Linked DNA regions of Homo sapiens: region 2 is linked to region 1. A link is an interaction called in ENCODE POLR2A ChIA-PET data of the cell type or tissue named here. Cell type or tissue: GM12878. All regions are shown on one strand. Links, peaks and the distances in the headings refer to the core of each region. The heading gives the core; the rest is flanking DNA.

Region 1 (2,910 bases), core at 238-2,737:
GTAGGTGCTTGCCTAAGCAGACGCTACTTGTTGCCCTGCCTGTCCAGCAACTACCAGAAAAGTCTGTTCCTCTCAGTCTCTAAAATTCACCCCAGACAGGGTCTCTAAGTCCCAACATCATGCCAGGCCATGCCAGCTTTGGGTATACAACGGGGAGCAGGCCTGGGCCCTGGCCTTGCAAAGGGGCAGAGGCAGTGGCCAGGCCTCTGAATTTTCAGGCCCCAGGCTCATGACACCCCCTCATGGTTGGGAGGCCCCAATGCAGTTCCCCAACCTCTTTAACCCCCAGTCTTTTCTTCATATCTTTAGCTTCCAGCATGACGATGTGACTCTTTACTCCAGGGCCTCCATGAACAGCCCCAGCCCCTTTACCTCTCTTCTTGGTCCACTCTGCTCCAGCAACACCATCCTCCCTCTGTGGCCCAATCCTGTCAAGCATGCCCTCACCAGGGCCTCTGCACTTGCTGTCCCCTGCACCCGGGGCCCCCACTCTTCTCCTGGATAGTTCCTCCTAATCATTTAGATTTCTGTTCAAAGGTCACCTCCTCCAGGAAGCCCTCCTCACTTCCTGAGTGGCCACACAGTTCACTCAATCCATTCCCATTGGGCTCTCTATCTTCTTCATTTCTCTGTGTCCTTCTCCCCTGCAGTATCCCCTGAGAGCAGCACCCTCTCAGTGGTTCCCAGCACTGAGCTGGACATACAGCAGGTGCACCATGAACACTAGCTGAAGGCAGGGAAGTGAAGGCCCAGGCCTGGTTATGCGGCCTTGGCTGCATATCCCAGTCTTTCTGAGTTATAACCAGGACCTGCCCAGTGGCTTCCTGGGGCTGTAAAGGGTGGATAGATGCTACAGCATTCTTGGAAAATAGCCCAGTGCTGTGTGGGTCATTCATAATAACCATTTTTAATAGTGATCACTGCATGGCAAGAAAGGCTACCGGTCATCACACGTGCTTGAGTGAAGACTGGGCCTCCGGTTCCCTCCCTGCATCTCTCTCGGTGGGCTGGGGCTGCTCTTCCCTGGCATCCAGCCCAGGCCCACTGTCCAGCAGATGCTGATAACTGTGCCTGCAGAACTGACCCAGCCAAGGTGATAATGGTGAAGGCTCAATGCACAAGTTTCTTGGAGGTGTGTGTGTGTGTGGAATGTTCCAGGCCCAGTCCCACCAGTGTCCCTTCTTCTGTCTAGGGGAGACCCACCAGGGCTTCGCTTCCTTCATGAAGGCCCCACTGCAAGCAGCAGGTCAGGGCATCCCACCAGAGGGAGACCACTGCCTCCTGCGGGGGCCGGCAGGTCATCATGTCCCCCAAACAGAAGGAAGAGAGGGGTCGGGACAGTTCCAGGCAGTGAATGAATGATTGAACAGGCATGGGTAGGCGAGTGCTCCACTGGCCTGGCCAAGCAGCCCACATCTCACACACCACAAACTCCTCACAGCCTCACTTCCTGTGTTCAAGTGACAGGATGTGACATGCCCATGAGGACAGAGGGGCCCCTTGCAGAGATGATGAAAAGGATGCTGTAGTTACAGAATTGAGGGCCATCCTTCATTCAGACACCATTCATGAAGCTGCCAGTACAGCAATGACCTCAGGTGTTAGCAAGTTTGATTCAGGGTCTGATTCTTGGAAGCCTCCTGATGTTCCCCCATTGGGTTAAGAAATCTTCTCCTGCTTTTGTTGTCATCCTTTATCCCATCCAGTGTGCCACCTTCACGATGGACTGAGCCCTGACCGGGACAGAGTCTCGATTCCATAAAGCTCCCTTGGGTGCACACCAGGGGCCCAGAGAGTGGAAGTGGCGAAAATGGAGGCTAGGGAGTGAGGACAGTGGGGTGGGGGTGGGGGCCCGCCGGCAGGGCTCCACTAGGCTGAGGATAGCCTGGCTGTGCCATGCACAGGGCCGCTGGAGCAAGTCTGTCCCGATTTGACATGTGGCATGCTGGGGAAGGGACACCACTGCCAAATGTACGGCAGGAAACAGCTGTGTGACCCCAGTCAAGTTCCTTCCCCTCTCTGAGCCTCAGTTTCCTCTTCTGTAAAACGGGATCGACAGTATCACATTTTACAGCAGTTGGTGAGACCCCATGAGGCAACTAAGCATGAGAACGCTTTGCAATCAAGTTGGGCAGCTCTGATAGTGGCTACAGTGCAACTGTTGGGAAAGTTAAACATCTAGAGATGCTCAACACCCCATCTCCTTTCCACACTGAAAGGCAGGGTAACAATAAGGTCTGAGCAGCAGGTGCTGGGAGAGCCTGGGCCTAGAAGTGGGCCTGCCGCGGGTTCTGGGTGGGGAGTAATGGTGGGCAAACACAGGCTTATCAAGTGCAGCAGGGTAACCTCAGGAAAGGCCTGCTCTTGGTTACAAGATCCTTGCGTACAAACAGAGCCACCCCCTCCAAGTATCTTTGGTATTTCTGGTGCCAATAGGTTTGGTGGCAGAGCGGGGATGGCCTGGGAGTCACAATGCTCAGACTGGGAGCCTGAGAGCTGGAGAAGAGTGAAAAGACCCACAGAAAAGAAAGACAGTGAGCGCTAAGCCCCCTCGGGCCAGCCCCTCTCTTAGGCAGGAAGGCTAGACGAGCTTATTCCAGGAATCAGCAAATCCACCAGAGCCACGTGTTCAAATGCAGGTGGCTGGGCCCCCAACAGATTGAAGCAGACTCTCCAGGGAAGAGTATTGGAATCCATATAGAACATTGTCCCTGCAAAACTGCAATTGGATAGGCTTGGGCAACGCAGCCACAGTGAATAGCTGCATCACGGGAACATCAACCACACCTGGACATTAAAATCATCCGGAAAATGAAAAAGATCCTGAGGCTTGAGCCCTCCCCCAAACCTAGAAACCAGAATGTCTGGGGGTGGGACCCACACAGTTTTTTTTTGTTTTTTTTTTTTTGT
Region 2 (2,910 bases), core at 49-2,548, 230 kb before region 1:
AAAGTGCTTTTCCAGTTAACCGTGGTGGATTACCTGGAAGAGCAATTTGTACATCATCCTGTTCTTTTTGGACAGAAGTTACAGGATGCAATTTAGGCATCCCGTAAGAATCTGTGTAAGAAATTCATCTGGATATTTCCATGCATATTTTCTCAATTCTCACAAGCATCACATGGAATAACTTGTCACCTAACTTTACAAAAGCAAGGCTAAGAATGACTACTTGTGGCTTGGGAGCCACAAGCTTCTTCAAGTGTCTCAGAACCTACCTGGTGTGAGGGCCAAGTCTGTACCCCTCATACCCAGCCTCAACTGGAGATGACTAAGGCTAGTCTGTGCACTTGAGGCCACATTCCCCTGTTCAAGGACTGAGTGTCCTTTACAAATCCCCTCCAAATGGGAGATTCCAAAGGGGCTTAAGCAAAAGAACAATCTCTGTGGCAAACTAAGTTGGCCAAGAAGCTGAAGACTTAAAATCAAGGAAGGAAGATGCCAGATGGCAGTTTTTACATTTATTTAAACAGAAAACGTGCACATGAGCTGCCTACTCATTTTCTTCACTGCGCAGCCTGGCATTGGGGTTGGTGACTCTGATGGCCAGTTGGGCAGCTCTTTCCACGATGGCTTTGCGGTTCTTGGAGGAAACATTGTGAGCGATCTCGGCACAGTAAGATCTGCAAGAGAATCAAGTAGGTAAGGAGCAAGACAGCCCTCAACACACTTGGAAAATTCCATTGGAGAGGCAATGAGTCCCAGCACCAAGCTAAGAGAGGGCTGCTTGGTAAGTGGCTGTGGAATGACACCTACATGCCCCCAAATCCTGACTATGGTTCCCTGGTGGTGACAAGAATGCTTTCATTAAAAAGTACCCTCATTGTCCCCTCTCATCCTTATAGCAGCCTTGTAATCCAGGCATTACCTCCATTTTACAGATAAAGAAACCAAGGCCCACAGCAAGCAATGGACAGGGATCCGGGGCGAACCCAGGCCCACACTCCAGGTTCAAAGGTTCTCCCCCAGTCACAGGGTGCTTGACCTTGCCCATGAAGGTTCAGAACTCTTTGCAAAATGGTCAAGAGCAGAACCCAAGAGTCTGAATGGAGCCAAGAGCACCTGGTTTGACTGCTGAGGATACAAAGCAAGTTGAGAAGCAACAATGCTTAAAGTCACCCAGTCATAGCCATGCCTATTACCTGAGGACTTCAGATCCAGTTCTAACTCATTCCTCACAACTTTTTAAGAGGCAGCTACACTGTGCCCCATTTGATAACCAATAGGCCTAACAAGCACACTTCAGTAAGGAGGTGATTTATGAAGCCACCCACAGTGGTTAAGAACAGACATTCCACCCCTAAAGCATTTTCAGCAAAGAGAGAAGCAGCAGGACTGTGAGGAGTGATTGAGGCAGTGGACACACAGCTCTTTTCAAGAACCCTGCCTTAACAGCAAGACAGCAAATCCAGACAATTCTTGTTTTATATGAGTCCACTCAAATTCAAAGCAATTGTATTTTTAAATGTTTCTACGTTTTAAAGACTTAGGTTATATTACACTTCTCATCTGTCTTTACTTTTCAAAAAACCCTCCTGTCCTTGTCCATCTATATATTTGATAATCACAATCAGAGTGTACCCACCATTTTAAATGTGTCCCCCCTGGCTTGGGCATTTTCCACACTACAACACTCGAATCATTTTGAGTGGACCCACAACATTTTATCCAGCACTCTACAATTCTCTCATTATATTTTCAGTTGTTTCCAGTGGGTTATTGCTGCAATGACTAGCTTTAGTTTGCCTGCTTTTCCATTCCTTAAGGACAAATGCCCAGAAATGGAACTTAGAGATCAAACGTCAAAGAGTATTTCTATGGATCTTAAAGACTGCCAAGCTGCGCTTACAGAGCATATGCCAACCAGCCAACATGTGCACTGCAACTGAGTAATCATGTTGGCCATACAACAGGTATTGCCTGTTACAGTTCAACTCATACAGCCAACTGTGGTTTCAGTATCCACCATTAATTCCTTCGCCCATCTTTTCTAACAGAAATTTTCAGCATTTCAACGCCTGGTTAAATTTCCAATCTTGGAAGGTAACCACGTTAGAATACTGGTCTTGTTCATTTTTATTACTTGTATCTACAACCACTGTAGGTGAAAGTTATCTTTGTAAACGTAAACACAAACATCCTAGTTAGTCACACACACTCCATGTTCTTTCTAGTTTACTTAGGAAAATTCAGCTTTTTGGCTTTCATTTACCAGTAAGTGAAGAAAATAAACTGTCACTTCCCATGAGAATTTTTCATTCCACTGCCCTAGTTTTAATCTAAGCAGGTCACTGAGTCTTTTATACACAAAGCTCACCAAGTGTCTAACTTACTCAAAACACCTAGAACTAGCTGGGTGTGGTGGAGTGTGCCTGTGGTCCTAGCTACCAGGAAGGCTGAGATAGGAAGACAGCTTGAGCCCACCTTGAGTTTGGGGCTGCGGTGTGCCATGATCACAGCTGTGAACAGCCACTGCACTGTAGCCAGGGCAACACAGAGCCTGTCTATCTCTAAAATCAAACCAGGCCAGGCATAGTAGCTCATGCCTGTAATCCCAGCATTTTGGGAGGCTAAGGCAGGCAGACCGCTTAAGGTCATGAGTTCAAAACCAGCCTGGCCAACATGGTGAAACCTCATCTGTACTAAAAATACAAAAATTAGCCAGGAATGGTGGTGCACGCCTGTAATCCCAGCTCTTGGGAGGGTGAGGCAGAAGAAACGCCTGAAACTGGGCGGTGGAGGTTGCAGTGAGCCGAAGTCATGCCACTGCACTCCAGCCCCGGCAAGAGAGCAAGACTTCATCTTAAAAAACAAAAACCAATAAAACCCACCTGGAACCAATGCCCTGCAAACCCTCCA

What was found. Peaks named below come from ENCODE experiments on the same cell type or tissue, not always from the same donor. Only the 100,000 strongest peaks of a DNase experiment are listed, where the experiment ranks them.
Region 2: POLR2A ChIA-PET joins it to region 1 with 7 read pairs; 1 of 35 experiments calls an interaction of 5 or more read pairs at or near these places.

What each region holds. Positions count from the first base shown.
Region 1 is chr3:13,068,259-13,071,168 of GRCh38, forward strand. All of the region lies in intron 1 of IQSEC1 (IQ motif and Sec7 domain ArfGEF 1), which reads right to left. Among named protein-coding and RNA genes, the nearest start is that of IQSEC1, 3.7 kb to the right of the region's middle. RefSeq lists enhancers at 1,484-1,563, 1,574-1,743. In GM12878, for the core only: a CTCF peak has its summit at 242; a DNase peak (open chromatin) is centred at 1,453; H3K4me3 peaks cover 1,266 bases; H3K27ac peaks cover 1,951 bases.
Region 2 is chr3:12,835,550-12,838,459 of GRCh38, forward strand. It overlaps RPL32 (ribosomal protein L32), which reads right to left. Exons shown (of 4, transcript NM_000994.4): 4 at 1-674. The coding sequence ends at 545. Among named protein-coding and RNA genes, the nearest start is that of SNORA7A, 3.4 kb to the right of the region's middle. In GM12878, for the core only: no CTCF peak of the experiment used is centred there; no DNase peak of the experiment used is centred there; H3K4me3 peaks cover 850 bases.